Regions from separate parts of the Homo sapiens genome. Here all the other regions are linked to region 1. Evidence: read pairs that join two places in POLR2A ChIA-PET (ENCODE). Cell type or tissue: HepG2. All regions are shown on one strand. Each heading gives the region's core, and the rest is flanking DNA. Links, peaks and the distances in the headings are about the cores only.

Region 1 (4,389 bases), core at 1-4,000:
GGTGAGACCCATCTCAAAAAACAAACAAAAAAAGAAGTAGAATCTTACTGTGAATAGCTACTAGCCTACCCTAGAAGATATATATTTTAAATCTGTTTCTTAGGAATAGTAGCTAAAAGAAGGAATGGCCAAAGGAGGGAAAGTGGTTGGCCGCAGCGGCTCACACCTGTAATCCCAGCTCTTTGGGAGGCTGGGGTGGGAGGATCACTGGAGCCCAGGAGTTCAAGACAAGTCTGGGCAAGATAGCGAGACCCTCATCTCTTTGAAAAATATATATATATACTTTTTTTTTTAAAGGAGAGAAAATGCTTAGGTTGCAAATGGAGAGTATTGAACGTGGTGATGTAAAAAACTTCTGCAAAACTTGTTCTGTAGCTCCTGGGTCAGGTCTATGCCATTTTTTCTTATATCTGCTCACACAGTACAGAAATGACTAAAATTTTGGGTCTGGGCTGTTATATCACTTTGTGTTAAGTTATTTGTAGTAGCTAATGTGCTAACTTATATATGTGTTCTTTCTGTTTTTTGGATTTTACCTTTTGTTTTGGCATAACTTATCTATATTTTTGTTTACATTATTTTAAAAATATCAGTAACTGTAATAATATAAAATTGAAGTTGTATTGTTGACAATACCTCTAGTTTTTAAGGTCATCTGTCACATAATTTAAGTGCACCAGTTCCTAATGTATAAAGTTCTCTCTCTCTCTCTCTCAATAAACAATGCAGAAAATACTTTCCTTTCTCATAACAACTTGATTAAAATACTGCTCTTGAGGGGGTGGTGAAAGCCCAAGGTGAGCCCTATATATTAATTCAAAGTCAAGATTTGAGCTTTATTGAAAATGAGCCACAGCCAGGTGCGGAGCCCAAGGCAGGCAGATCACCTAAAGTCGAGAGTTCGAGACCAGCCTGGCCAACATGGCAAAACCCCCTCTCTACTAAAAATACACAAATTAGCCAGGCATGATGGTGGGCACCTGTAATCCCAGCTACTCAGGGGAGGCTGAGGCAGGGAGAATTGCTTGAACCTTGGAGGCGGAGGCTGCAGTGAGCTGAGATCGTGCCACTGCACTCCAGCCTGGGCGACAGAGCACGACTCTGTCTCAAAAAAAAAAAAAAAAAAAAAAAAGAACCACTTTTAAATTATCTCAAGTATCTTACAGATAGACTTTTAAAACAATTCATCAACCTACAATATTCTCATCAGCCCTTTCCATGCTCATGAAAAATGTAGTGTAACTTTTAAAAAGATGCAGGTGTAGTGTCATGGGCCTTATTTGCTGAATCTAAGCATGATTGCTTTCAGTTCCAAGACAAAGCTGCCAAAGCTCATGCATGGATGTTCTCCCACCAAAGCTTTTCCCCAAGCCTTCTGGCCCTGATTCCATTTCACCATTCCTGCACTCTCCAAATTAGATGGCCAAGTGCCAGGTGGCCAGCTAGGCAAAAGTGTTGGTCCTTCCTTCAGGGACCATATTTTGGGAGCAAAGAAGGAGCAAAGAGTGGAGAGTAAAGAAAAACTTCCTCCTCAAAACGGCAGCTCTCTGGGAGTTGAGAAATGATCAGAAATATCTGCAGGGCCTCATGCCTGGGCTGACCCTCACCCACTCAAAAGGCCAGGGGTACAACAACTATCCACTTGGAACCTTTAGAAGGCTCGATTTAAACTCACTTTCCCAAAGGAAGACATGGAAAAGAGACTAGAAAAGGTTCTTCTGGTAAAACATTTACCAAGATGAACCCTGAGCCTTACACCCTAAGACACACCTAAACAAGTTTATGCCTGGCCCCTCCCACTCCACCCTCAGGAAATCGGCCTGGGCTCACACCCACTCTGTCCAAGAAATAACTGGACTTCGTCGTCACACGAAACCTGCCACAATCCACGATAAAGAGAAACGGGTTAATGTTTCACTGAACCAAACTAGACATACGATGTAGTCAGAGCCTGGATTCATAATCAGATGAATCACACAGGACAGGTTAGCTTTCCCCCAGTTGTAGGAAACTGGCAAGGCTGGATAACTCCAGGAAGTTCTGACATCAAAGAGAAGATAGGCAAAAATGTGTCAGAACCGTGGAAAGAGACACTATTTTGTTCATCTCTTATCCTCAGGAGATGAGGATGATTGAATCTCCCTTAATTGTTTCCCATGTCCTGTTCTTTGATGACGGCTCAACATGATGGTTTAAATCCATGGTTCCTGCATTCGAAACACAGAAATAAAAGCAAAATCTCCGGGCCTCATCACAGACAATTGACTCAGAATCTCTCCGGATGGGGCTTGAGTATTTGTATTTTTTAAAAGCTCCCTGGGTGACCCGATGCATTCTGGAGGTGAAGAACCACTAGCTTAAACGAAGCAAGTTGCCTTGAAATAAACATTTGTTTGCTGTATTGATGGTCCACAGTGGGAACAGTGCCAAGAGGAATTGGAAGGAAGAACCGCGGTAGCTGCCCTGCAGTTAACAGCTGTTGCTTCTCTTCTTCCTAAAAGTCACAGCACTTTGGAACTTGCTGCTCATGGACTGCAATTGTTTGCATAAAGCCTTACCTTTACACCCCTTTTATTTTCTTCCAGGGTGTGATTAGCATGTATTTATCAGTATATCTCATTGCCAGAGAGCATTAGTGAATAGAAGTGTCCAGGTCGCAGCTGCAGGCAACTAAGCTGGCCTAAAAGGAGAGCTCTGTATGCTCCCATTCATTTTTTCATTCCTCCCAGTTATCCTGTGATTGGTCCTCAAATGCATGTGAGAGTCCGCTCCCAGTTGAGGCCAATCCAATGAATGTGAACCTCACACTCTGGATGGTGGTTTTTAAAACAGAAAATCACACCAGGCGAGGTGGCTCATGCCTGTAATCCTAGCACTTTGGGAGGCCAAGGCAGGTGGATCACCTGAGGTCAGGAGTTGAAGACCAGCCTGGCCAACATGGTGACACCCTGTCTCTACCAAAAATACAAAAATTAGCCGGGCTTGGTGGTGTGTGCCTGTAATCCCAGCTACTCAGGAGGCTGAGGCAGAAGAATCACTTGAACTCGGGAGGCAGAGGTTGCAGTGAGGTGAGATCGTGCCACTGAACTCCAGCCTGGGCAACAAGAACGAAACTCCATCTCAAAAAAATTAATTACTTTAATTAAACAAAATAGAAAATCACTAGGTGCTTCTTGCCCAGAAAGGCTTAGGAAATTCAGGAAATCTTGGGCTATGTCCAGATTCATCTTGCTTCCATAGAAGAACTAAGGTTTTGGGGAGGTTTTTTTTGTTTCTTTTCTTTTTTTTTTTTTTTTAAGCTCTGTCTCCCAGGCTGGAGTGCAATGACACGATCTTGGCTCACTGCAACCTCCACCTCCCAGGTTCAGACGATTCTCCTGCCTCGGCCTCCTGAGTAGCTGGGATTACAGGCATGAGCCACCACGCCTGGCTAATTTTTTTTTTTTTTTTTTTTTTTTTTTTGAGACGGAGTTTTACTCTTGCTGTCCAGGCTGGAATGCAAGGGCACGATCTCCAGCTCACCTCAACCTCCGCCTCCCAGGCTCAAGCGATCCTCCTGCCTCAGCCTCCCGAGTAGCTGGGATTACAGGCATATGCCACCACACCCGGCTAATTTTGTATTTTTAGTAGAGATGGGGTTTCTCCATGTTTGTCAGGGTGGTCTCAACCTCCCAACATCAGGTGATCCGCTCGCCTTGGCCTCCCAAAGTGCTGGGATTACAGGCGTGAGCCACCGCGCCTGGCCAGGCCGGCTAATTTTTGTATTTTTAGTAGAGACGGAGGTTTCACCATGTTGGCCAGGCTGGTCTCAAACTCCTGACCTCAGGTGATCCACCCACCTCAGCCTCCTGAAGTGCTGAGATTACAGGCGTGAGCCACTACGCCCAGCCAGAACTAGGCTTTAAAATGAACCAGAGTTCATTCACATCCAGGCATCTGTTGAACTGTTGATTTTCAACTTCAACTGCCAGCTACAGGTGAACAGATACTTAGAAAGGCATTCTTCCCCTTTCCTCCCTTTATGAGGTCAATAACTAATGACAAATATTCCTCATGGATGGACTACTTCGCCAAAGAGTTCAGAGTCTCCTACCAAAGATGCTATTCTATCTCCATTCCCACAATGCTGAGCACATCAGGTGCAGCCACAGCGGCAATAACTGGATTATCAGTCTGTGTAGGAAGCAAGTGCCAAAGGGCAAGGATGCAACTAGAAATGAACTTGGGTCTACTGGGGCTTTACCTGGGACTTGTTCCAAAGTAGCATCGTTGGAAACCACATTCCTCATTGAGAAAAAAGTGTTTTGCATTTATTACATTATTATATTGGATTATGACTGGGGTAGAAGATTCCTCCCCCACGATAACAAAGGTCCCTGGTACACAATA
Region 2 (4,458 bases), core at 239-4,238, 72 kb after region 1:
CTTGTGCTGCTGACTCGGGCCTCATTCTTCAGAGTTCCATTAGTGCAGCTGTACAATTCATACTTCACGCTCACTCACAAGGCCCCACTATAGTGATCAGATGAAAGGAATGATGTATGCTGTTTATTAGCTCTGAAGAACTTGCAGACATTTTCACCAGGCTGATAACAGGAAGGGGCTTATTGAAGTAGAGAAGCACCAACAAAAGGAGTAGGCATATCACCACGGCAACAAATGGATCCATCAAGAGCCACTGCTATTATCTCTGAGGGGGAAAAACTCTTGAGGCAACAAGGATTCATCTCAAATAAATAAATAAGCAAGCTACATTACAGGGGAAGGGAATCCCCTCCCCCTGTCCCGGCGCATGAGGCTATGTCAAAGGGCATAATGCAAGTTTCTGCTCACTTTAATATTATGAAGGTGAGAAATTGTCACTATGACAGGGTGAGGATACTCTTTAAACTTTGGAAGGCAGAAAGATCAAAGGTGGATGTCTTGGCTAGACTAAACCCATTTTATGATATGACTTATGGTAGGTCACTGGACTTAAAAACTCAGTGTTTCTTCTGAGTTGGGAATGAAACCCTGAGGTGCTCAGTATCTACCGTCCTGGTCAGAACAGAATGTAGGAGTGAGCTGAATGCAATGGGAGAGGAAAGGGCTGGGAGTAGTAGTCGGCTACATGACCACACAGCTGCCCTTGCCAAATGCTTAAGCAAATAAACATAAAACTAGAGAAAATCTTAACCACTTTCACAGTAATCCCTATAAGGAGTTAACTGTATAAAAATGATAAATACCTAAACAACATATTTGGTTTCTTGGTTTCAAAGTTTTAATATTTTATCCACTGGGTAAGTCAACAAATGCTTGATGATCTCCTGTATGGAGAGCAGTTAATATGAGCAGAGATGTGGTTTTCTCATTTGCTGAGCTTAAAAACCCAACTGAACCTACTTCCAAAATTAATTTCCTGTTCATATGTCCATAAGCCTATAGAAATGTAAATCAGATAATGTTTTGATAATCAGCTAACCAGGACTTAATTTACTACAGCAATAAATGCACTTCACAATCCCTTTTATATTTTTTCCACTAATACATTTTAACTGTGTAGAAATATAGTACTTCATAGGATTAACACACATATTAATAGAGGTTTAATCACTGAAGAAAAGCATTATGCTTACAGAATATGCATCTTCTAGGTTTTTTGTTTTTTTTTAAATGGCTAGGTGGCTGAATAGCATACCCTTTACAGGCACAGCAAACCGTCTGAATAGCAGCTGCTCAGTTTAACTTATTCTTTTAAAGGGAAATATATTCTAACAGGACATGTAGCTGTTGAAAATTTTTAAGAAAAACCTGATAGACACCAATTTAAAATTGTTTCAATTTAGACTCAAAATGAGACCACTACAAATAGTCAACAGCAGGGGGATGAGACAAATGTATATTAAACAGTTTGTTGAAATGCTTTCCAAAGATCATAAACAAAAGCAGCCTGTTTGTAGCATAGCTCCTGGTGCTTCCCTGGGCATACACAAACAGCACTATTTAGAACTGGTCTTCTTGGAGCTGGCCCCTGCCACCACTGCTCCTGAAGCTTACATCTGTAGAAACCTGCACATTTCCCTGCAGGTTCTCTGATACTGTATCTTGAACTAGAGCACCAGTCAGTTCAGTTGCAGGTTTTGAGAACATTTTAGCTGCCATCATGGTAGGGCTAAGTGTTCATAATAATAAATTTTGCTTCCTTCAAGAAACCAGTTTGCAGACGGATGACAGCAGTGATCAAAGTCACTTTAGTTTCTGCAATTTCCAAAAGTACTTCCATTTGTTTCAAATTCATTTGCTGTCACACCCTTTGCTAAAACGGCTACCAGCAATATCACTAGGGCTGTTCGGTAAACAGTAAAGTGGTCAACTTCACCAGAAGCCACTTCAACAGCTACCACAATTACTGGTTCCTTTTTAGTCACAAGTATCCTCACTTCAGTTGTGAATATATGGTATGGTAATTCTGAATGACAGTCATATGGAGTAATGGGCAAAGGCAATAAAAACAAACTCTTGCCACTGCCTGTCATGACCTTGATCTTCCTCTGCTGCTCAACATCATCAAGAGGTGCTCCTTCATATTTTTCTAAATGCCACCCACAAAGCCATTCTCACTGTCTGGTGGGCACCCTGAGAGCCTTTGCTGGAAATGCCTCCCTGGCTCAGCCTGCCTACCAAGCTCCAAGGCCCTTCCCTTCACGGCCGACACGAGGCCAGCCTGGAAGGAACCCTGATGAAGCTGCTGTTTCAGGGTCATATTGGTGCCATCTGTGAGGAACTCCATGACTCAGCAAGGATCCTTGCACTCTCATAGGTAACTCAAGGCCCCCAAAGTGGTGCTGTGGTTGTCCGAGTGCCCAGGGAGCCTCTCGAGTGTGGTGAGCGTTGGATGATGCCCCAGCAGTGCTTCTCAGACCGCCTGAGGGGAACGCTGGAGCTTCCTAACTCAGGAGACCAATTTCTAAATACAAAAAACACTCCTAATGGGGAGGGGTCAGGGGCACAGGGATCTTCATATCTCAAGGCTTCTGTAAAAACAGACCTTCAGATAAAATGTGGAAAGACTAGCAAAAGCAAATATACAATGTGTGACTCAGGTTGAAGCTACGTAACTTCTCAATAGTCCAGAGGCCCTAAGACCTAATAGTGGCCAAACAATTATTTCAAAGGCCAGACATATGCCCTTTAAGGGCTGTTTATACCCTACTGGTCACATGAAAAGATATAAATGAATGAATGAATGAATGAATGAAAAAGAGAAAGGAGCTTGAACTGGCAGATAACTTTTTAAAAGCCATAAAGAGGCCAGGCGTAGTGGTTCATGCCTGTAATCCCAGCTCTTTGGGAGACGGAGGCGGGCGAATCACAAGGTCAGGAGTTCAAGACCAGCCTGACCAACACAGTGAAACCTCGTCTCTACTAAAAATACAAAAATTAGCCAGGCATGGTGGCGCATGCCTGTAATCCCACTGTAATCCCAGCTACTCAGGAAGCTGAGGCAGGAGAATCGCTTGAACCTGGGAGGTGGAGCTTGCAGTGAGCCGAGACTGCATCACTGCACTCCAGCCTAGGCAACCGAGCAAGACTCCGTCTCAAAACAAAAAATAAAATAAAATAAAGATATTTACTGTGCTATGTTGTTCTGGTAGTATACTTGTAAGATTTTTGCCAAAAACCACCCAAAAAATATTTTTCAATTTATCAAGCAGATTATTACACATCAAAACCTACCAAGTAATGATGGAAAATATGAAGTTAGTTTTTTTTTTTTTGAGACAGTCTTGCTCTATTGTGAACTGTTATACTAAAGATAGACAGATATAGTCTTATGCCTATTTCCATTATCTGCATAATGTAACCTTTAAAAATATTCCTTAAATTGTTAACTTTATAGGAATAAGATACTGGAAAATGGTTAGAAAGTTCACCAAAACCTTACAAACTCACATGTCCTCAACTGTAATGTCCTTGAGGATCTGGCAGTAGTCCACATTCCATACAGCCTGATCGTCCCAAACCTTGGAGGCAAGAAGAATGGCTCCCAGAACAATCCTTTTCCAGTTGGTGGGACAAATGTCGATTTCAGCATAAGTTAAAAGCCTTTCTAAGTAAACCTGTAAAATAGAGCACTGGTCTTTGATTTTAGTTCAGTTTAAATGCTTTGATAAGCTTTTTTTTTTTTTTTGAGACGGAGTTTCACTCTTGTTGCCCAGGCTGTAGTGCAATGGTGCGATCTCGGCTCACAGAACCTCCGCCTCCCAGGTTCAAGTGATTCTCCTGCCTCGGCCTCCCGACTAGGTGGGATTACAGGCATGCGCCACCATGCCCAGCTAATTTTTGTATTTTCAGTAGAGACGGGGTTTCTCCATTTTGGTCAGGTTGGTCTCGAACTCCTGATCTCAGGTGATCCACCAGATCCTCCCAAAATGTTGGGATTACAGGCGTAAGCCACCGCGCCCGGCCCCGAAATGCTTTGATAAGAATTCATGACTGACAAATTTCTTTTGTTTTTGACCAGAAAATAAGTGCCTTTTATTCTTATGTTCTACAGAGACTTTGCTTACTCAGCCAAAGCAAGACACTAAATCACAGTTGTAGGTCAGATATCTCTGCTGCCTATTCTGCCCATATACATTTCCCACCCAGTCACAGGAATGACTGGACATCTCAGCAAACAGCATCATCAAGAGAGGCACTCTTATCACCTCCACACCCATAATAGAGTTGTTCAATAAATAATGAGTGCCTACCAGGTACAATGTATCATACTTGCATGGTAGATAGTAATTTTACAGGTAGCTATATTATGCTCAAATATGTAAAACCCAAGTAATACTGAGCACATTTTTACCTTCTCCTTTTCACAGTAACTAACCCTTTTGTGGCACTAGCTTG
Region 3 (4,458 bases), core at 231-4,230, 51 kb before region 1:
TTATTATTATTATTGCTTTCATCCTTCCCTACTTCTTCCCTTCTTTGCTCTCAGCCTTTCATGTCTCTCCTAACTCTTATGGTTCATTCCCCTACATGATCAGGTAATGCTACTTTTGTTTTTCCTCTGTTTCTGAAAAGCCATATTTCTTTAGTTTCTCCCACATACGTACATACAGGGAGTTGCTTTGTTTTGCTTTCTGTTTTTCCTCAGCTGTAGTTGCTTCTCCTTTTAATAAAGTTACTTCTCTAGTTTTGGCAAATAGCCTAAGGTGTTTGTTTGTTTGTTTGTTTGTTTGAGACGGAGTCTCACTCTGTTGCCCAAGCTGGAGTACACTGGCGCGATCTTGGCTCACTGCAACCTCCGCCTCCCGGGTTCAAGTGATTCTCCTGAGTAGCTGGGATTACAAGCATGCAGCACCACCCTCGGCTAATTTTTTTGTAATTTTAGTAGAGACGGGGTTTCGCCATGTTGGCCAGGCTGGTCTCAAACTCCTGACCTCAGGTGATCCATCCCCCTCAGCCTCCCAAAGTGCTGGGATTACAGGCATGAGCCACTGCGCCCGGCCGCCTCGGGTTTAAGTTGATGATAAATCCATTTCTGTCACAGAATTTTGTGTAACTTTAATTTATGAGTTTCCCCTAGTTGAGCCAATAAGATGCTGTTAAAGATCATCTTCATATTCAGAAAATTGCATGAGATGTGACCATTAAAAGAATTTTTATACAAGAACTTCATATAAGGACTAGAGGTATTATTTTTCAATAAGCCAAAGGCAGATCCAGTTCAGATCAAAACTGTGGATCTAAACCTGGGCTAATTTAGTCTGCACAATCCTGCTTCTGTGCAGGAACTCAGTTTTAGAAATCTTACATTTCTACAAGGTGGGTCAGTAGGCATCCAGTGACCTCAGAATTCCTGAGCTGAACCAAATCCTGGGGCTACACTCTGACCTCAGATGCCCTCAGAAAGGCCCCTTCCTTGGAGTAGCAAGGGGTGCTTAAGAAAGTGAGTCAGAAGTTGTCACTAATTAGCTGGGTGATCTTAGGTAGAGCTCATCACCTCTCTGGGCTCAGTTTTCTCATATATTAAGTAACGAAGGTGAGTTAAAAAGTCTGCTTAGAACTTTTCCTCATTTACTGCTCAATGAGTCAGTAATGTCAGAACTCGGGCTAAAAGGAATAGTAGAGACCTAAATCAGATTTATTTCAAACATGTAACTAACTCAACAGAGAAGCACAATTCTGCTGACCATCTATGAGAATTTTCTGGAATTGTCTCAATTTAAAATACTGTAGTTTATTTTCCTCATAAATAAAACACATGTACCTATATCAGATCATATAACCTGTTTTGAGCTCAGAATATTTGGACCACATTCTTGTACTTACTCTTTGCAAATGCTTCATTAAGTTCCATGGAGTTGTGGTTTAACTAAACCACAACCCTTGAGGCACTTAGTGCAGAAAAGCTGTCTGAAGTAGACCCCATCCCATATATTTTTCTGGATAAGAAATGTGCCTTCTCGGTTTCATCTTTGCCATTCTAGCCACTGAGAAAAATGAAATTGAAATTTTTTAAATCTTTTATTCCCTAAGACCTAGTTTCCAGCAGAGAGCAAAATGTAATTTGATAGGAGTGATGGTGGCCACTCATAAATCTACCCAATTGCATTAAACCAGATTAAACTATCACATAGTTTCCCAGCTCTAAGCAGAAATTATCACCTTTGGGAGAGGATCAGATAAGAGCTAATTGGTGGCATCACAATCCACCCTCAGTAAAGTGCTTGATTAGCCAAAATTTAAGTCTTGTTAGAGTAGTCCCATAATGGATTGGGGAGGGTGAGGAGCAGCTAATTAGAAAAGAGACACTTCTATGTTTATGTACAAACATCCCAGCATTGAGCCATGATAAGGAGCTCAAAGGTTAATTATGGGAAAATGGAGTTTTGAACAACTTTTTGAAATAGGAATATCCCATATACTTTGGTGATATTTATTTATTTTGAGATGGGGTCTCGCCCTGTCACCCAGGCTAGAGCACAGTGGCCCAATCATAGCTCGTAGTTCACTGCAGCCTCAAATTCCTGGGCTCAAGGGATCCTCCCACCTCAGCCTCCTAAGTAGCTTGGACTACAGGTGCATACCACTGCAATCGGCTAATTTTTTAATTTTTTACAGAGATAGGGATCTCACTTCATTGCCAGGCTGGTCTGGAACTCCTAGGCTCAAGTGATCCTCCCACCTTGGCCTCCGAAAGTGCTGGGATTACAGGCATCAGCCCCCACATCCAGCTTACTTTTCATTTTCTATTTTTAAGGATTGATGAGTAAGAGAAGTAAAATTTAAAATTGAGGATTCAGAATAGTCTCGTGAGGTGTGTTAGGATTTTCAAGCTTGAGCAGAATCCACAGGCTGTTTTTTCCTAACTTCCCATGAACTCACCTGGCCAAGGCCACTAGACTTCACTCTACCCACCTATTAAATGAACTGAGAAATGACCCTAGAAACAAAATGCAACCTTTCATGGTTGTCTGGCCAGGCAAATGCAACTGAACTATATGGGAAATTATTTCACAATGTGTGACAATGTTGATTCTTCCATTTCGTCAAGCCAGCCTGTTCCTAGTGAGTGGCAGGTGACCGTTCACTGTGAATTGGGTCTTTTGGTTAGACTTTCAGAGACGGAGTTGTTTGTCAAGTGCAGCAGCCCTCTTCACCAAAGCATTCCCGACAGTCGCTCCAAATCTAGATGTTACACAATGGCTAAGGAAGCTTGTTTTGAAATGGAAGGTAAATTGACAAATCAGAGGGAAGGAATTAGCCAATGCATAAGGAAATTTGATGAGAAAGAGCTTTTTCCTCTCTTTTTTCTTGCCCAGGTTACTAGTTCTCTGTCTTCTCCGCCCCCCATAAATTTTGAATTTTGTGGTGGTGCTGAGGGAGTGAAGGTAACCAACATAAAAGAATCATTTGTGCCCTTTTCCCAATCCCACAGATCTCTATTGGCTGCAGACCTTGAACATGACACTGCAATTTCCTGGTGCCACACATGAGTAATAAGCAGCTGTTTCTGAAACTGTGGTTTGGGGAAGGCAGCACTAGGTTATTTTTTAACTTAATTGTAATTTTTGATTGGTCTGCAAGAAAGTAAATCAAATAAAGTCTGTTGTCTTAGTCTGCAAGAAAGCCATAGGCCTCAAATTCCAATGCTGACCATCTTGACCAGAATAGAAGAGGGAGGCAAAATGTGTGTATCCCTGAGCTGGAAGTTCAACCAGGCAGATTTCATGGGCTTCTTTCACACAAGAAGGGTAAGCATATTTGACATATTTGTCAGGGACTGGATGGTGGAAAGTGATATTTGGCAGTTCCTTGAGTTCTAGAAGTACCTAAAATGATGGTGAAAAGAATTTATAGACAGACTGCAAAGGTGGAAAAATAGCAAAATCTGGAAGCCGATACAAGCTTGATGCTACATTTTGTCTTTGTGTTACAGGGCAATAAAGTGACCTAATTTTGTTACAAATGAAAATGTGTATTCTTTGAATACCCAGTTAGTATAACACCTCTGAAATAGTCATATATACACACTCCCCAAGTAAATAAATCAGACTAGTACCTTCCTTAGTACAAGACATTAAGTTTAATGGAAAACAGAAACAAACTTTCACCCTATTTTGGACATCTGCCTTTTCTCAAGGAGATAGGGCAATTTGGTATATGGAGAAAGGGAAAGGAGGTTGAGTGCAGGGAAGCAAGGAAATGGGGGAAGAGCTACACGTTTCCTTCTAATTACACTGTCATGATTTTGTTCACGTAGACATGCCCTTTGAGGGAATAAATAGAGATAACTAAACCTCATCTCAGGTCTGTTTCACTATCACTAGTCATATTACCAAATGACCGCCTGGTTTAACTAAAAACTACCAGCCTTCTAATGCTAAAGATGAAGTGTCCTTTTGACTTTTTGAGGGGTTGTTATAAAGTTATATTAGCCTATGACTAATTTAAGTACAAGTAGGAAAGGAGTAAGACACAATTTCCAGGTGTTGCTAAGATGTTATCTTACGTAAGTGATTCAGATTAAGTTTGAGGCATGTTAAATGTCTTCCCCCTAGCATTTTGGCCTTGGCAAAATTACGTATGCTTGTACAAGCCCTGTTTTCTTATTTACAGCAATACCAGAAGAAATGGATGTGACTGCTTTACATTAATTTCTACTGATCCCATCCAAACAGATAATATCAGAAGAAATGGATGTGACTGCTTTACATTAATTTCTACTGATCCCATCCAAACAGATGAACAACTTGATGTCTTCCTTTAAAAAAAAAATGACATGTGGCCTTCATAGCTTTTTTCCTTCCCCTTGATGTAAATCTCAAGTGTTTAAAAGGAGGAATGAGTCTAAATCATAGAAAATCTCTATTTAGATTGGGATAAGCTAATTAGC
Region 4 (4,458 bases), core at 151-4,150, 210 kb before region 1:
GTTTCCCAGGTAGATCTCAAACTCTGAGACTCAAGCTATCCTCCTGCCTCTGCCATCCTAAGTGCTGGGATTACAGGTGTGAGCCACCATGCCCTGCTACCAGGGAAGTTCAACCCAAAGATTCACTCTTGGTAGGACATTTTGTAAGAAGGGAAAATAGGTCATCATTTCTGATTAAAGTTCAGTATATTCTTTTTTGTTATTTTTATTTTTTGCACTACTCTGCAATATGATATCTCCATTTTGCTGCATGAAATAACAGATTGTTTGTCAGAGGCCAAATATTACTAAGCACTGTTATTAACTCTCAATATGGGCTGGTTGCGGTGGCTCTCACCTGTAGTCCCAACACTTTGGGAGGCTGAGGTGGGCGGATCACTTGAGGTCACAAATTCGAGACCAGCCTGGCCAACATGGTGAAACTCCATCTCTACTAAAAATACAAAAAATTAGCCGGGCATGGTGGTGGGTGCCTGTAATCCCAGCTACTCAGGAGGCTGAGGCAGGAGAATCACTTAAACCTGGGAGGCGGAGGTTGCAGTAAGCCGAGATCACGCCACTGCACTCCAACCTGGGTTACAGAACGAGACCCGGTCTCAAAAAAAAAAAAAAAAAAAAAAAATCTCAATGTGAATTAACTCATTTCAACAACACTTTGAGGTAGATAATATTATTACTATTATTATGTCATCATCATCCCCATTTTACCTATGGATAAACTGAGGCACAGAGAAGTAAAGTAGTTTGTGCAATCCCTGAAAATTAAAAAGCGGTAGAGACAAGATTCTAACCACAGTGCAATGCTGCTTCTATTCAATCTCCTCTGCTTTTCTACCTCTACTTATCCTTTAGGTCAAGCTCAAACCCTCCCTCTTTATAGAAGCCTATCTGAGCAGCTCCATCTGATTTTCTGGACTTCTGGACGTTCCTTTGCCTTCATCCCTCCCTGGATGTTTACTGTTTGGGACTGCTGGAAATCTTTCCAAATTTGTATCTATTAGCTCTACCATCTAAAAGTGAAAGGTCTCAGAGTATATGTTCCAGGTTGAAAAACATTTTTAGGTGAAAAGTGACTAGATTGACAGTTGAGTAGGCAGATGACTGGTTTCCCATAACAAGTACGGTGGACTCTGTGATGTACTGCCCAGATCCCCCATCAAAAAAGGACTTGTTGCTCCAGCTTCCGGGAGTGCTGTCAGCAGATTACCATCAGTGGCCATTCTTCTTAGGGACTGTCTCAAGTTCATAGAGCCACCTTGCCCTAGAGTGGCCCATATCCAATGACTAAGGGATGTGGGAATATAAAATCCTGGCCATCTGGGTCAGTGGTGTGCTGGAGCCAGCTTCTACTGATTCTTAAGGCTTTAATATGTGCATTTCCAATTCTGTGTTCTGTGATGATACATCCAGAGCTTGAAATTAGGCATGGTAGGGATTTTTATATTGTGAAAATCGGCAAACTCTAACAAATCAGAACTTTTACTTTTTCAGAGTCAGTTTACCAGCACACCACTGTTCTTGGTTCTACATAAAAACTATGCTGAAGCCACATCAAGACTGAGACAGTTTTTCTTTTATAATATTTTAACTTTCTGGACGATTCTCTTGTAATCACCCAATGGCTTCTTCCTGCCCACTGCACAGATAAAATCAATATACTAAGACTGTGGCATTGCAGTAGGGAAAGAGTTTAATTGACATGAGGCTGACTCATGCAGAGGAACTGGAGTTATCACTCCAATCAATCTCCCCAAAGGCTGGAAGACTAAGGTTTTTATGGACAATTTAGTGGACAGGAGGCTAGGGAATGGATGCTGCTGATTGGTTGGGGATGAAATCATCAACGTGTGGAAAAAGCTCCTGGTGCACTCAGTGCGCCTCTAGGTGGGGCCATATGACCAGTTGAGTTATGAGTCACAAATCCAGGTGAGGTCAGTCTGAAACAACTACAAACCCAGTATTCGTTTCTACAACAGTGGTGTTATCTATAGGAGCAAGTGGGGAAGTCACAGATCTTGTGGCCTCCTGGCCACATTACTCCTGGCAGTAAAGGATTATAGAAACTACATCTACATTTTACCAGAGTTCAAGCCCCTTCCATAATCCTATTCTGTGGTCTTTCATTAGTCTTACAAAGGCGGGTTTCTGTCCCTGAGCAAGGAGGGGGCTAGTTTTAGGGAGGGACTATTATCATGCTTGCTTTCAAGTTAAACTATAAACAAAATCCCTCCCAAGGTTATCTTGGCCTATGGCCAGAAATGACCAAAGATAGTTTGAAGGTCAGAAGCAGGATGGAGTCAACTATGTCAGATTTCTTTTACTGTCATAATTGAAACCACAAAGGCAGTTTCACTCATCTTTAAGCTGTTAATGGAGGCCTCTGGATAGTACTGACCATTATACAAGCCACCAAGAGTCAATGAACCTCATACCTAGAGGACAGTGAATTCCTTAGTAAATGCTTGTTTTTTCTGTTTTGTTTTGTTTTGTTTTCCAGATGGAGTCTCACTCTGTTGCCAGGCTGGAGTGCAGTGGCATGATCTCAGCTCACTGCAACCCCTGCCTCCCAGGTTTAAGTGATTCTTCTGCCTCAGCCTCCTGAGCAGCTGGGACTACAGGTGCGCGCCACCACGCCCAGCTAATTTTTGTATTTTTAGTAGAGATGGGGTTCCACTATGTTGGCCAGGATGATCTCGATCTCTTGACCTCGTGATCTGCCCACCTCAGTCTCCCAAAGTGCTGGGATTACAGGCATGAGCCACTGCACCCAGCCAGTAAATGCTTGTTGAATGACCACATTCAAATTGCTCTATTAACGTCTTCTGTAAATTCTATCACTTATTCTTGATCTTTCTAGTTTAAAAAGCCTTGGTAGTTGGTGGTGGGGTGGGAAATCATTGAATAGTTAGCTTTGCTAATGGCTTTTCGCTTTTTTTCTGTTAACTTATTTGTAGAAGTGATAGTCAAAAGAGTTAAAGACATATATGGCCTGGCCATCAACTAATCAAAAAGAATCCTAGGCCACGCACAGTGGTTCACGCCTGTAATCCCAGCACTTTGGGAGGCTGAGGCAGGTGGATCCCCTGAGGTCAGGAGTTCAAGACCAGCCTGGCCAACACAGTGAAACCCCGTCTCTACTAAAAATACAAAAATGAGCTGGGTGTGGTGGTATGCACCTTTAATCCCAGCTATTTGGGAGGCTGAGGCAGGAGAATCGCTTGAACCCAGGAGGTGGAGGTTGCAGTGAGCCGAGATTGCGCCACTGCATCCAGCCTGGGCAACGGAGTGAGACTCCGTTCCCCCCCACCCAAAAAAAAGAATCTTGGCCCTAATGTAAGAGCAGGGCCATTTTGCTCTTACATTAATGAAAGATGGGCTGAAATACCCACCATTTCAGCAAAATAGGGTCAGATATTAATCTTTTGTGTGCTGGATCTTAGGATGTGGGAGGTTTCTTGTAAAGAGACCTTAAGATACTTAGAGTGCTTAGAGACTGAAGCTAGTTACCAACCCATATGGAACTGTTTCAATATTTTAACAGCAGGTATGTCCTTGTGGGTGCCTTCCAGCTGAACAGCAGGTTCATTTATACTTTCAAGGAATAACTCTATTTGTGACTTCAATATTTGACATCCCCTATGCTTTTAATTTACCTAAAGAGACAAAGAACAGTAATTACACTATGTTGGTCTTAATAAATATCCTAATCATTTTTACTTGGGCTTATTTTGGGAGATGGGTGAGGTATACTTGGCTTGCAAATTTTAAGCTATAAATAGCACTAAAAATGTTCTGATTAAGTTTAAAACACTTTTGATGAGGTTTTTGTTTTGTTTCTTGGAAGACAGCATTGTTTTTTTGAATCCTGGTTTGAGCATTACTTTAGTAAATGAAGGCTAAAAGGAAAATACTTAATGAAAGTATATAGTAATGGCACTTCCTCATATGATGTTTAACATTTTTTGAGATCATTTTCTAAGTACCATAATACTTGTGGAGGAAAATGCAAAGATGAACAAGATAGGGTGCCTGCCCTGCCAGGGATGCTGAAGGGGATATGATGGGGGAAATTTTGTATTTGTCAATTAACCTCAATAAAGCTGGGAAAAAAATCAATTAATTAATTAAAAATGGGGAACCTAAAGTTGGAAAAGAAGAGTTTCCAGGAGTGGGTTAAAAAAAAAAAAACAGGCTTTCTTGTTGTTGTTGCCACATCTACTGCAAGAATGAAGACCATTCTCAGCAACCAGACTGTTGACATTCCAGAAAATGTCGACATCACTCTGAAGGGACGCACAGTTATCGTGAAGGGCCCCAGAGGAGGCCTGTGGAGGGACTTCAGTCACATCAATGTAGAACTCAGCCTTCTTAGGAAGAAAGAGGCTCCGGGTTGACAAATAGTGAGGTAACAAAAAGGAACTGGCTACCGTTCAGACTATTTATAGTCACACACAGAAC
Region 5 (4,458 bases), core at 172-4,171, 78 kb before region 1:
TTTTGCAGTAATAGTAACCAGAACACCCAGTAACTTGGCCATCAGGGAAGGCTTCCTAGAGGCTATGACTGTAAGTTAAAATTTTGGCCCATAATCATGAGCCAGAGAGAGAGGACTAGGAAGAGAACTTTGAGGCCATGGTAACCTTAAACCACTCTAATGATCTGATCTACAGTGTTTCTTCCATGGGGGCAAGCTAAAGAAAATTTTCACTACCAACTGTGACATTTCTTAACACTGTCTGCATGCTTCAGGATTATTCTGATAAATTGTCTCAACAAAACATTCGTAGAATGAGTAAAACGGTATCGCTTCACTTCCCTCAGAAATGAAAGATTCTGGGATGTGCCTTGAGGTGCAAGAACGAGGAATTGAGTTTTAAATCTTTCCATCCCACCTGTGCACCTGAAATGTGAGCCCAACTCTGTCACCAAGCCCCTCGCTGGGTGTTTTCTCCCTATTCATTTATTCATTCAGCAAATATTTATTAAGCATGTACTATGTATCAGGAGCCATGTTACCCCTGAAATTGAAAGGGCACATTTTCTCAGAAACGGACTAGATTCTTACTGATTATGGTCAAACTCTTGCACTCTGTCTGTGTGCCAGGAACTTGTAGTCAAAGCTGCTCATGATTCTGTTCCACTTGGTGATGTCCAGTAGAATTTCATCCCTTGATGCCTTGGACTAGCCATCCCACCACACCCACAGTTGGTCTTCAAGGGACTAGAAGGATAACCAGAAGGCACTATCTATTCAGATGTTTGAGGGCTGAGGAGGTTTCCAGCACTTCACCCAATTCAGAAATGTAACCAGGATGCATGGCAACCTCAGAAGACAGCATTGCCACATGTGTCTTAGCGGACATCATTGTCTCCATGTGATAGTGGCCTGCGATTCCCTCCATATTTGGAACTTGCAGCTTTTCAACAATATTACACCCATCTTTGTGAGGAAACATTAGAAGGCTGATGGAGGCAGCTTTTCATATTGTTGTTTGGCTTTTATTTGAACTTCCGGCTAAAGCCTAGTGAACCATCAACACATTTGCTCCTGGAATTTTATTTTATTTTATTTTATTTATTTATTTTTTTGAGACAGGTTCTTACTCTGCTGGCCAGGCTGGAGTGCAGGGGCATGATCATGGCTGGCTGCAGCTTTGACCTCCTGAGCCCGAGCAATCCTCCCATCTCAGCCTCCCAGGTAGCTGAAACCATAGGCACGCGCCACCACGCTACGGCTGATTTTTAAAATGTTTTATAGAGGTAGGAGTCTCCCTATGTTGCTCAGGCTGGCCTTGAATTCCTGGACTCAAGCAATCCTCCCACCTCAGCCCCCTGTGTAGCTGGGACTACAGGCTTGCACCACCATGCCCAGCTAATTTTTGTGGGGTTTTTTGGTAGAGATGTGTTTTCGCCATGTCGCCCGGGCTGATCTCGAACTCCTGGGGTCAAGTGATTTGCCCGCCTCAGCCTTCCAAAGTGCTGGGATTACAGGCGTGAGCCAGCACGCCTGGTCCATTTCACGTTTTAAAGGAGGGAATTCTGGCTCTAGAATAGAGCTATGTTGATTGGTATTCCTGCAGAGACCAGGCAAATGGCATCTGTCCCTGAAGCAGGCCCAAGGGGAGACAGGTTGTGCAGATGAACCAGAGAGAGCTTCCATATCTGAAAGGGGCAGCTGTTACTCAGTAGCCCCAGAGTTGTCTGCTCTTCCCGTTTTCCAAGAGAAGCCGGAAATCTGTATTTTTATGTGAAATTTCTCAATATTTAAACACTCTGCAGGCCAAACAAAACACAGCCACCAGTTTTGACCTCTGCTTTATAATAGAGAATGCCTGCTTTTGTTCCGTCAAACTAATGAATGCTGAATTACGAGAAGGAATTTGGAGGTTAGTGTTAGATTGTGCTCCTCAAAAGGCGGCAGACCCCATCCCAAACCCTTGAGATACTAATTGGCAGACTTGCACAGGCTGACAGCTGGACTCTGAAAGTGGACACACACAAGGAAACAGCCAAGCTATTCCAGGTCACTTTGCAAGGTCAGGGCAGCAATGCAAACATTAGGAAGGCTGAAGACAAAGGTCAGGTGGCAGCAAGGAAGCCCTACATTCCCTTAAGCTGTTGGTTGATAAATCATATTCTAAAGGTATCACCAGACTCCCTCACCCTGACATTGCTTTGTGAGGTAGAAAATTAAATAGAAATCAAAATTAAGATGGCTGTCAGGAGCTTTTAGGAGGCCAGCACGCCAGTGTGAGGTGAACATGGGATGGAGTTTCTGCCTGGAGCAAAGGTCTCCTAAGGGATGATGATATCCAACATTGGGCATTGCAGAGGTGCTGGCCGCTGCAGCGGTCACACACTGCAGCTTTGGAGGCTGCCTGTCTATGTTCAAATGCCGACTCACCCCAGAAATATTAGGTGACCTTGGGCAAGTCACTTCTCTTTGTGCCTTAAGCACTTCATCTCTGAAGTGAGAATAATAGTACCTGCCCCCGAAGGTTGTTGTGAGGCCTTAGAGTTAGTATGCATAAAGCACTTAGAACTTTGCCTGACACTTAAGGGCTTAGGAGATAGGCACTTTACTAGGGGTAGAGTATTGCTATTAGTGTTGCTGTGAGGTGTGGACCTTGTATAAACGGCTCCTGGGAGTTTTCTTCAGCGTCATCAAGACACTGCATCTGTGGACACTAAACCACAACCATTGCCACAAAAGCAATGCTTGCTATGTCTCAGTTTTCCCCCTCATGTTCCGTAGGGGAATCTAGGCCATAGAAACCTGCTATAGCTGCAGCTATATAGTCACCATATGGAGCAGCACCTTGGTAGGGAATGCAGAATAGCTTCATTTCCTTTTGCCTCCAGGATGATCCTAGACCAGACCTCCCCAGTGGCTCCATAGGGGAATTGCACCTGGAGAGCCCCCACCCTCTTGAGCCAAGGAACTCTCCCTAGGCCTGCGCTTGAGTGAGTGGTACTACCTACCCTCTGAATCTTGCCACTTGTTTCTTGCAAGAATGCATGACCTTTTGGTGGGCTATGCACAGACGTCTTTTCAATTTTAACAAAAAGCAGTCTTTCTGTAAATTTTGTAGAATCCTGGAGTACACATTTTTGTGCTTAAAGAAAACCATGGAGTCCACACTCTTTCTACAGCTGCGGAGAGAAGCTTACCAGACTGAAATGTTGGCAGAAACAAAGAGACGCCATGTTCCTTCCCACCTGCAATTATAGTTTTACTAGCTTGTAAAGCACACATAGAATTTGCAGTACATTCTTCCCTTGCAGTAGGGGAGAGGCCCTGCTGTGAATGTAATTGGCTTTCTAGCTTCCTTTAACATTGAGGTGGAAGGGAACTGGACCGAAGGGCCTTTACTCTTAGAATTAACTGATGTTGAATTGTGTTTAAATTCCATGCATCTCCCTGAATGCATTTGTTCCATTAAGTCTTAGTCAGAAGTGGAGGCACAGCTTACCTCTGAAAATATTCCAATCCCTATCATTTCTCATCACTTTGTAAAAGCTGAGTTTCTTTCTTTTTAAAAAATGGATTTTTAACTTAACCCGGGTAGGGATTATTTTCCATCCTGTTAACCTCTGTTAAAGATGTATGGCATCTTTAGATGACAATTTCATACAGTACAGCCCATTTAGGTCACTTTTTATTCTGGCTATGGCCTTGCAACTATATCAGTTCCCAGGAAGAGGACCACAGGCATGTATTTGGATGGAAACTGTATTACTTTACTTCTCGAATCCCAGTTTCTTCATTCGTGAAGTGAGAGGATTGGATTAAACAATCTTTACAGCCCCTTCCAGCTCTAGGGCCCTCATTCTGTGATTTTATAGAGCTCGAGAAGTGATGAAATTGTGGAAGTCTTTCTGCGTGTATCTGCTTTCTGGGGGCTCCCAGCCAGTTTGCACGAAGTATCCAGGCTTCTGGGTGCAGCAAGGAACCTGGAATGAGAGCCAGGTCGCTGAGTGTAGGCTCAGCACCTTCAGTTCTAACTGACAAATGGCTGGATTTCCATTTGCCAAAGGTCAACTATTTCAACTTTTTGTCAGGAAATAACAGCTTTAAGCATTTTGACAAATATGATCTGAAGGACAGCTTATTAAAACAAGTTAAATATACTGATTTTATATTTTCCTTAAAGACAAATTGTTGTCTTAATACCTTACAATTCAGTGGCAGTTAAAATAATGCCCAGTAAACAAAAGTTGGCCAGTAAGAACATGCAGAAGGTAATATGCCACCTAGCGGGTTTCCTCCTAAAACGGGCAGCACCAGTCAGGTTATCTGGTGAACTGTGAGTTGGCATTTGTGTTTGGGCTAACAACAGAGAGCCCATTGCAGCTGAGGTTTCCAAGAGGTGGAACTATTTAAGAACTTGGGCTATAAGGGACATTAAGGGAATGGGGCACCATAAGGGAAGCTTTAGAGCTGAACAACAAA
Region 6 (4,000 bases), core at 1-4,000, 54 kb after region 1:
TGCTACCAGCCGTCCTTCAGTGCCGACGAGCGCACGTTCGCCACCTTCTGGATAGGCCTGTGGTCGGTGCTGTGCTTCATCTCCACGTCCACCACAGTGGCCACCTTCCTCATCGACATGGAACGCTTCCGCTATCCTGAGCGCCCCATCATCTTCCTGTCAGCCTGCTACCTGTGCGTGTCGCTGGGCTTCCTGGTGCGTCTGGTCGTGGGCCATGCCAGCGTGGCCTGCAGCCGCGAGCACAACCACATCCACTACGAGACCACGGGCCCTGCACTGTGCACCATCGTCTTCCTCCTGGTCTACTTCTTCGGCATGGCCAGCTCCATCTGGTGGGTCATCCTGTCGCTCACCTGGTTCCTGGCCGCCGGCATGAAGTGGGGCAACGAGGCCATCGCGGGCTACGCGCAGTACTTCCACCTGGCTGCGTGGCTCATCCCCAGCGTCAAGTCCATCACGGCACTGGCGCTGAGCTCCGTGGACGGGGACCCAGTGGCCGGCATCTGCTACGTGGGCAACCAGAACCTGAACTCGCTGCGCGGCTTCGTGCTGGGCCCGCTGGTGCTCTACCTGCTGGTGGGCACGCTCTTCCTGCTGGCGGGCTTCGTGTCGCTCTTCCGCATCCGCAGCGTCATCAAGCAGGGCGGCACCAAGACGGACAAGCTGGAGAAGCTCATGATCCGCATCGGCATCTTCACGCTGCTCTACACGGTCCCCGCCAGCATTGTGGTGGCCTGCTACCTGTACGAGCAGCACTACCGCGAGAGCTGGGAGGCGGCGCTCACCTGCGCCTGCCCGGGCCACGACACCGGCCAGCCGCGCGCCAAGCCCGAGTACTGGGTGCTCATGCTCAAGTACTTCATGTGCCTGGTGGTGGGCATCACGTCGGGCGTCTGGATCTGGTCGGGCAAGACGGTGGAGTCGTGGCGGCGTTTCACCAGCCGCTGCTGCTGCCGCCCGCGGCGCGGCCACAAGAGCGGGGGCGCCATGGCCGCAGGGGACTACCCCGAGGCGAGCGCCGCGCTCACAGGCAGGACCGGGCCGCCGGGCCCCGCCGCCACCTACCACAAGCAGGTGTCCCTGTCGCACGTGTAGGAGGCTGCCGCCGAGGGACTCGGCCGGAGAGCTGAGGGGAGGGGGGCGTTTTGTTTGGTAGTTTTGCCAAGGTCACTTCCGTTTACCTTCATGGTGCTGTTGCCCCCTCCCGCGGCGACTTGGAGAGAGGGAAGAGGGGCGTTTTCGAGGAAGAACCTGTCCCAGGTCTTCTCCAAGGGGCCCAGCTCACGTGTATTCTATTTTGCGTTTCTTACTGCCTTCTTTATGGGAACCCTCTTTTTAATTTATATGTATTTTTCTTAATTTGTAACTTTGTTGCATTTTGGCAACAATTTACCTTTGCTTTGGGGGCTTTACAATCCTAAGGTTGGCGTTGTAATGAAGTTCCACTTGGTTCAGGTTTCTTTGAACTGTGTGGTCTCAATTGGGAAAATATATTTCCTATACGTGTGTCTTTAAAAAAAAATGTGAACAGTGAACGTTTCGGTTGCTGTGACTGGGAAGTTGTTGGGTGTGCTTTTTCAGCCAGCTTCTCCTTCCACTGCTTAAAGTGTCCATGATTCTTTAAGGTGAGCTGCAGTTTATAGCCCCAGGTCATACCTAGGAGGGGAGCATAATGAGCTCAGGGCCTCCCCAAAGTGACAAGGTTAGGGAGTGCTTAGCGGTTTTGTGTTCAGCCTTAGCTTTGTTTATAGAGGGAGGTTCAGTTTCTTTTCTGTAGTGCTTGTAATAATTCTCACTCCTAACAGCACCATCGTTGTGTCTTGAATAAGTTAGAGGTAGCATTATAGAGGATCTGGCATAAATATTTGCAGTAGTGAGAGCCTAAGCGATGGTGATTGGTGGAGCTTGAATTTTAGGCTGGTGAGATGGCAGCTTTGTGCCTGAGAGGTAGTGGGTGGTTCTTAAGCTTCAGTGATCCCCTTTTTTTTTTTTTTTTTTTTTTTTTAAGGAACTTGTGTTATAATTTTGGTAAAAGTATAAACCCACTCCCTCTGGACAATACTTAGCGACAGTTGCTAAAGGGGGCTCCTTTTTAAATGTAAGGACTGAAATGGATATACTTCTAATAAGTAAATTTCCAACACTTATTTGCTCCACCCCCTCCCCCCTCCCCCCTCCCCCTTTATCATGTTAAACAGCCTTTTTGCTTTTCTTATTCCTCCTCTCCTGGAGAGCTGTGATTAGAAACCACACCCACCCTTGAATGAAGTGCTTGAACTGGGGGAGGGAGGCTGGCTACCTGTGAACAAACATTGGCCCAAATAAGGGAAAATAAGTGTTCCTGGACTTTGGACTAGTTTATAGCCAGATATTCCAAGAGCAGCAAGACGTTGCTCTCTGCCGTCTCTGAAAACAAAAGAGATGCATAACATGCTTGCACAACCTTTTAAAATATAGATCAGTATAGTGCTACCTCTATAGTTTTCTTCCTCTTCTGAGAAAGCCTGTATATTGATGATCACACACACACACACTTTGCAATTAGAGAATTTGGTTTGCTTTACTAATCTGTTTAACTATTCCTTCATTCATTATGAACGCTTATATTGATGAACATACACACAGAGGTTTCTTTGCTATTAGAAAATTCTGTTTGCTTTCCTAATCTGTTTAAGCATTCATTCATGAAGAGTGTGGGGCCATTACTGGGGAAGGGGGGTGACAGTGCCTCAGCCAGCAAAATACCAATGACCAGGATTGGGGACTAAATTTAGGAAGCTAAAATGGCCAGAGCAATTAACATTTGAGAAAATCCTGTCTAGGAAAACAACTTGAGTGTAGGCATTTGTAATTCACTTATACCAAAGTTGGAAAAGTAAAATTTAAGCCTAGGACAATTTTTACTTCATGGATGTTAAATAGACAAATGCATAGTTCCCAGGGGGAATTTAAACACTTTACTGGTGGGAAGAAACCTAGTATTAAAGTTGTAAGGACTCTCAAAAACTTCACATTTATTAAAATGCACTGCTCTTACCCAATTTATCCTCTGAATTAAAATTTCAGTGGATTCTACAAAACCTCGTACAAATAGCTACAGAACTTTGTGCCTATTTTATTCCTCTATTTATTCTTCTAGGAAGAAGCCTCTTCCTAGAATCTTGAAATAGATCCCTTGACTGAATGCCAATTCCTCTCCTGTTTTTCAAATGAGAGAACCTTTTCTGATCACCTTGACCTTTTCCCTCATTTCATATGTCTTCCCAGAAAGTAGACAGACTGCTCTGCTGCCTTCAGTCATTGTGCCTCATTTGGGTTGTCCCTCCTTCTTTGTGGAGAAATCTGGAAATGATGCACAGTGTATCCAAAAGTTGTGGGATGAAGTGGATGAAAGTGATTTAATTCATTTTTAGAATTTTTTTTTGTTTTGTTTTAGCAACATGCTGAACAACTAATTTACTTTAAAAATAAGCCAGTTAAAACAAAGGACGCTAAGCCCAAGTGGGGGGCAATATTAGTCAGGATCTTTGGGGTCTAATTCCAGACCAACTTTCAGAAGCACTTCTTTGTCTCTGTTCTCACCTCTGCTGTCCCTCTCTTCCCTCATCCCCTAAGAGAGACAAAGATAAAAGCCCACCTGCATCCCTAAGTCTTACTGAGATCAGCCACCCCAGGGGAGAGAAACTGGATCTACTTACAGCCACCCCCTGTTTCCATCCATATAGTTACTTCCCCCAATTTGCATGTGATTATGGAAACAAGTCATGCTCATGAAAGCAACTGTAAAATAAAAGGTTATGGAGTAGTTCAGCAACTTCTTCACAGCCAGCTTTGTGGAGCTGGGGAGGACTTAGGGCCCATTGGAGTCTCTTATGTGTACAGCTTCAGGGCTGTCCCTTTCAGTTTGATTTTAAGCAATGCCTCACTTCATAGCTTAGGGGGTAAGGATTCCATTCAGGTAGGTTGTCTAAAGGAACTAATGGGACCTCTCAGTGAATTA
Region 7 (4,458 bases), core at 213-4,212, 110 kb before region 1:
AGCTAGTAGCTCAGTTTTGGGGAGGGAATCATCTTCAGAGTCTTCTTTTTCTTACCTTCCTATTTTTCACTTAGCGCAATGTCTGACCCATCCAAAACACTCAAAAATAGTTGTTGAGTGAATAAGAAAATGAGTGAAAGAGCAGTCAAATCAGTCCAAAAAATTTAGATGGTTCTGTTTCTGAGATAACTCTCAAATCTTTCCTCTCCTTTTTACTTCTAATACACTACCCTGGTTGAGAATCTCAAGGCTATTGCCGTGTCCTTCTAACTAGCCTAACATTTCTTCCCTCTTCAATCCAACCTTTGCATTAGATAAATTATTTAAAATAGAAGTATAGAATTCAAGATCTGCCCAAGTCTAACCCAGTATATTGTTCTACTCTCAAATACCCTGCCCTTCCGGCAAAAATTATTACTTTGCTCTCAAGGCATTCCCTTGTGGGAATTAAATGAGTTCACACAACTGAAGTGCTTAAAACAGTGCTTGGACATACTAAGCATACAGTAAATACTATTATTGTTATTAATATCACTTTCTTATCCTAGACTGTTCTTATATCTGGCTTTAAAAATATTTGATAAAATATTCCACTTAAAAGCCACCACCTGTTATTTTCTCTACTAGAATTAATCCTCTTTTCCTGCTGCTATGTCAAGAAAGGAGTGAGCAAGGGAGAGTGGATGGAAAGCTAGCTGGGCCCAGGCCTGTAGTTTCTGCTTATACAGTGCTTGCTTCTCCATGTGACTGTTTCATAAAATGGGTGGAGCAGTCTGCCTACAAGCCAACAATGAGACATTGATTCCTACAGAAACTGAGGAAGCACTGCTTTATTTTAAATTTTGTTATTTTAGATTTCCTATACTTACATGTTGTTAAAATATTGTTTAGGGTTACCATTTCTCTCAAACCTGAGGCAGAGAAAAGTGTGCTAGTAACAAATAGTACTTTTACGGCTTTTGAGGGAAGGGGTAAGTTGAGGGGGGATGTTATTGAATTTTTTTTAAATCTTTTTTATTAAAAAATTTAATTAAAATGTAATTATTAAAAAATTGTTTTTCTAGCCACTAAACAACCAGGGATGATTTATTCTGAAATACGACTATTTAGTGAAATAATCTCCAAGAGTTTTGCCAGGGTGTCCATACTTCCTGCAGCCAGGCCACACTTTCTTTTCTTTTTGAGACGGAGTTTTGCTCTGTCACCCAGGCTGGAGTGCAGTGGCACGATCTTGGCTCACTGCAACCTCTGCCTCCCAGGTTCCAGCAATTCTCCTGCCTCAGCCTCCTGGGTAGCTGGGATTACAGGCATGTGCCACCACGCCTGGCTAATTTTTGTATTTTTAGTAGAGACGGGGTTTCACCATGTTGGCCAGGCTGGTCTCGAACTCCTGACCTCAGGTGATCCGCCTGCCTCAGCCTCCCAAAGTGCTGGGATTATAGGTGTGAGCCACCACACCCAGCCAGCCACACTTCTTTTTTTTTTTTTTTTTTTTTGAGACAGAGTCTCACTCTATCGCCCAGGCTGGAGTGCAGTGGCATGATCTCGGCTCACTGCAGCCTCTGCCTCCTGGGTTCAAGCGATTCTCCTGCCTCAGCCTCCTGAGTGGCTGGGATTACAGGCCTATGCCACCACACCTGGCTAATTTTTGTATTTTTAGTAGAGACGGGCTTTCACCATGTTGCCCAGGCTGAATCTGACTTCTTAAAAACAAAGTTAGTCACCAATACCTTTATATGTAATGAGTTTATCCAAAATCAATATTTAAGGCTCCCTTTGTTTTACCTGAGGATACGACATCTAAAGTGGGGGAGTTTAAACAGTGAGGTGAACTTGCTGGACTTAACTAATCTCATATATCCCTGATAGAAACTGAAAGAGGGAGGAGTTGATGGGGAACAAAAAAAAGCAAGAGAATCCAGTTCTTATCTAGTCGTAAAAGGCATTCTCTTCCTGCCTGGTTTTTACCTCAATATGAGAGTGGCCATTAATCTCCAGCAAGTAGGCGCAACATGCCGAAGACCTGTCAGCACCATATAAACAGAATAAAGCAAACTGTTAATATTGCTGTCGTGAGAAAACTGAAAACAGACTGATTAATTGTATTAGCGCTCGACCGCCAGGGAGCCAGCTTTGGCCGTCGCCTTATTAGGGAAGTCATAGTTTGCTTTTAGGCCTTTCATTATGATGGCTGTCCGGTATTCATCCTCACTGTTTTTGTTATTGTTGTTAAATGAACGCCTTGTTCTTGAACCCACACTGCACATCTTGACTGGCAGGGGTGATTAGTTTAGAAAAAGTCAGTGTCCTCCCCGAAGCTTAAAATGTTTACAGTGCTGACAATTCACTGTTTCTGAGGACTCCCAGATGGCGGTCCTGCTGAATTAGTTCAAGGTCTAGTTAACTTTTCATGAGAAGAATTATTTACAGTGTCCACACATGAAGGTGCATGAAGAACTCTGTGGAAAATCTGGGCATACATGGCAATGTCAGGACACATCCGGATCAGCAGCTGTTAGGGAAATTTCTGGGAGGGACGTTAAGAACTGCTAGGAAGAGCCTCAGCTCTTGCTGAACACAGGAACAGCAGGATGTGTCACACACAGGCACGGTAGAATGTGTCACCTCAAGGCCAGATTTGGCCAGCAGACATGTTTTGTTTGGCCTCACAGGGATGGCCCCACAAAGTTTTGAAATTGTGAAATAGTTGCCAACTTTAAAAAAATCAGGAGTTTTCATGCACACACAAAGTGAAGCTTTCTGGTTTCTCTTGGGAAATGAGTTCTGATTACACAGAACTTCCCTCATTCTGTGTAGCAGAGATCAGCTTTAGACACTTGACTTGCCACTTTGCCATAACTTCTTCTGCTCTAGTTTGTCTCCCCAAACCCAGTGCCACTTGGCATATAACACATTGCTGCCCTGTTTTTCTCATCTCCAGCCCATTTAATTCGTTTATGGTGGTTCCCTGGGCCTAGGCATTCGAGGTTTTAACCCCAAGGCCATGTAATTAAATATTAAGAACAGAGTTTGTCGATGTCTCAGATACTAGATCCGTAACTCGGTCAGGAAGTTCATCTCAAAGGATGCCGAATGTCTAGATGTGGTTCTCTCAAAAGACAGACATGAAGAGTCCTGTAGAACTAGAGGAAATAACACCAGGTCGACTTCAAAGTTCCTCAGAAGATGTGTTGGGGTGTCCTAAGGCTTGGGCTAGGCCATTACAATGCGCCCCTCAGGCAGTTGCGGTACAGTGATTTGAGGGAGGGACCATTACCTGGAGCAGCAGCCTCACCACAAAGCTGAAGATTAGAGCTGGGTTACCAAGCCCAGGTGGGGCAAACTGAGAAAAAAGAAAAAAGTGAGGACACAAATGGAGGTGGTTTATTATAAACTCTGCGTTAAGTTGGACGGCCTGAGCTCAGAGCTCATTTCTGTCTCTGTTAGCTTTCAGAGCCAGTTTTCTCACCTGGAGACAATACCACCTCATAAGGAAAGTGCGAGGATTCAGGGATTTAATGCCCAGAACAGAGCAAGCTCTCAGGAAATATTAGCTGCTATAACTTTTATTTTAAGCAGATCATAATTCAGGAGGAGCCAGGAGGTGAACAGGGGAGAAGAGGCAAAAGGAAGATGAGCCTGGAGGCATCCAAGAGCCTGGGATTCAGGGAATTGCCACACCTTTCTGTGCAGAGCACACAGGATCAGTAGAAGTTATGAGATGCGGACTCTGGCCCATCAGTAGCGATCTACCCGGATCCCTCAGGGACCATGCCCCTTAATCCTCCCTCCCTGCTTCTAGCATATTTAATTAATGTCATACTCTCTAATTTTTTTACCTGCCCTCTCACTAAAAAAAAAAAACAAAAAACAAAAAAACAACCCTGTTCATACTACCACCTAAGATCCCATCTTAAGCACTCAGAACTGTCTCCATTTCCCTTTTGCCCACTCACTTCTGACGTGGCCCCTTGCAGGCTGGCTGTGGATTGCACTCTCCTCTGACACCTTGACTTCCTGAGGCCCTTGTTTCTTTGGCCTCCTGGGCATTGTTGGTCACCATTTCTCCTAGACCTCCTTCTCCCTGTCCTTCTCTGCACTCTGTCCTGTCCGAGTCTCCCCCTTCTCCTTGCCCTCAATGCCTCCACATCCTCCAGCTCCCTAATGCTAGGAATACCCAACACCTCGGCTGCCCTTCTGCATAATCCTCCAGCCTTCACAGGAGCCAATGGGGCAACTTTATGTGAGCTAGCAGAAGGTGCCCCTTTCTCAGGGCACTTGGTTTTGTTGTTGTTGTTGTTTTGTTTGTTTGTTTTGGTTTGGTTTTGAGACAGAGTCTCTCTCTGTCACCCAGGTTGGAGTGCAGTGGCGCGATCTCAGCTCACTGCAACCTCCACCTCCCAGGTTCAAGCAATTCTCCTGCCTCAGCCTCCTGAATAGCTGGGAATTACAGGCATG

The links. ChIA-PET counts read pairs that join two places held together with the same protein. Peaks named below come from ENCODE experiments on the same cell type or tissue, not always from the same donor. Only the 100,000 strongest peaks of a DNase experiment are listed, where the experiment ranks them.
Region 2: POLR2A ChIA-PET joins it to region 1 with 18 read pairs; 6 of 35 experiments call an interaction of 5 or more read pairs at or near these places.
Region 3: POLR2A ChIA-PET joins it to region 1 with 27 read pairs; 6 of 35 experiments call an interaction of 5 or more read pairs at or near these places.
Region 4: POLR2A ChIA-PET joins it to region 1 with 12 read pairs; 5 of 35 experiments call an interaction of 5 or more read pairs at or near these places.
Region 5: POLR2A ChIA-PET joins it to region 1 with 17 read pairs; 5 of 35 experiments call an interaction of 5 or more read pairs at or near these places.
Region 6: POLR2A ChIA-PET joins it to region 1 with 18 read pairs; 11 of 35 experiments call an interaction of 5 or more read pairs at or near these places.
Region 7: POLR2A ChIA-PET joins it to region 1 with 15 read pairs; 5 of 35 experiments call an interaction of 5 or more read pairs at or near these places.

Annotation. Positions count from the first base shown.
Region 1 is chr2:207,817,634-207,822,022 of GRCh38, reverse strand. It overlaps PLEKHM3 (pleckstrin homology domain containing M3), which reads left to right. Exons shown (of 8, transcript NM_001080475.3): 8 at 1-735. Among named protein-coding and RNA genes, the nearest start is that of FZD5, 50 kb to the right of the region's middle. In HepG2, for the core only: no CTCF peak of the experiment used is centred there; DNase peaks (open chromatin) are centred at 1,395, 1,912 and 2,642; H3K4me3 peaks cover 1,520 bases.
Region 2 is chr2:207,746,266-207,750,723 of GRCh38, reverse strand. CCNYL1 (cyclin Y like 1) reads right to left here. Exons shown (of 10, transcript NM_001330218.2): 8 at 3,511-3,677. Among named protein-coding and RNA genes, the nearest start is that of MIR4775, 6.3 kb to the left of the region's middle. In HepG2, for the core only: no CTCF peak of the experiment used is centred there; DNase peaks (open chromatin) are centred at 2,653 and 3,573.
Region 3 is chr2:207,868,666-207,873,123 of GRCh38, reverse strand. All of the region lies in intron 6 of PLEKHM3 (pleckstrin homology domain containing M3), which reads left to right. Among named protein-coding and RNA genes, the nearest start is that of FZD5, 100 kb to the right of the region's middle. In HepG2, for the core only: no CTCF peak of the experiment used is centred there; a DNase peak (open chromatin) is centred at 2,633; H3K4me3 peaks cover 854 bases.
Region 4 is chr2:208,031,722-208,036,179 of GRCh38, reverse strand. It overlaps the pseudogene RPL9P14. Among named protein-coding and RNA genes, the nearest start is that of PLEKHM3, 8.4 kb to the right of the region's middle. RefSeq lists an enhancer at 1,930-1,989. In HepG2, for the core only: a CTCF peak has its summit at 1,885 (motif pointing right); DNase peaks (open chromatin) are centred at 1,889 and 2,239; H3K4me3 peaks cover 489 bases.
Region 5 is chr2:207,895,532-207,899,989 of GRCh38, reverse strand. All of the region lies in intron 6 of PLEKHM3 (pleckstrin homology domain containing M3), which reads left to right. Among named protein-coding and RNA genes, the nearest start is that of PLEKHM3, 130 kb to the left of the region's middle. In HepG2, for the core only: a CTCF peak has its summit at 2,888; DNase peaks (open chromatin) are centred at 1,869, 2,319 and 2,879; H3K4me3 peaks cover 460 bases.
Region 6 is chr2:207,764,077-207,768,076 of GRCh38, reverse strand. It overlaps FZD5 (frizzled class receptor 5), which reads left to right. Exons shown (of 2, transcript NM_003468.4): 2 at 1-4,000. The coding sequence ends at 1,095. Among named protein-coding and RNA genes, the nearest start is that of FZD5, 3.8 kb to the left of the region's middle. RefSeq lists enhancers at 1-335, 336-892 and a silencer at 927-986. In HepG2, for the core only: CTCF peaks have their summits at 45 (motif pointing left) and 1,177; DNase peaks (open chromatin) are centred at 46, 1,166 and 2,326; H3K4me3 peaks cover 3,790 bases.
Region 7 is chr2:207,924,554-207,929,011 of GRCh38, reverse strand. All of the region lies in intron 5 of PLEKHM3 (pleckstrin homology domain containing M3), which reads left to right. Among named protein-coding and RNA genes, the nearest start is that of PLEKHM3, 99 kb to the left of the region's middle. In HepG2, for the core only: no CTCF peak of the experiment used is centred there; DNase peaks (open chromatin) are centred at 741 and 2,571; H3K4me3 peaks cover 323 bases.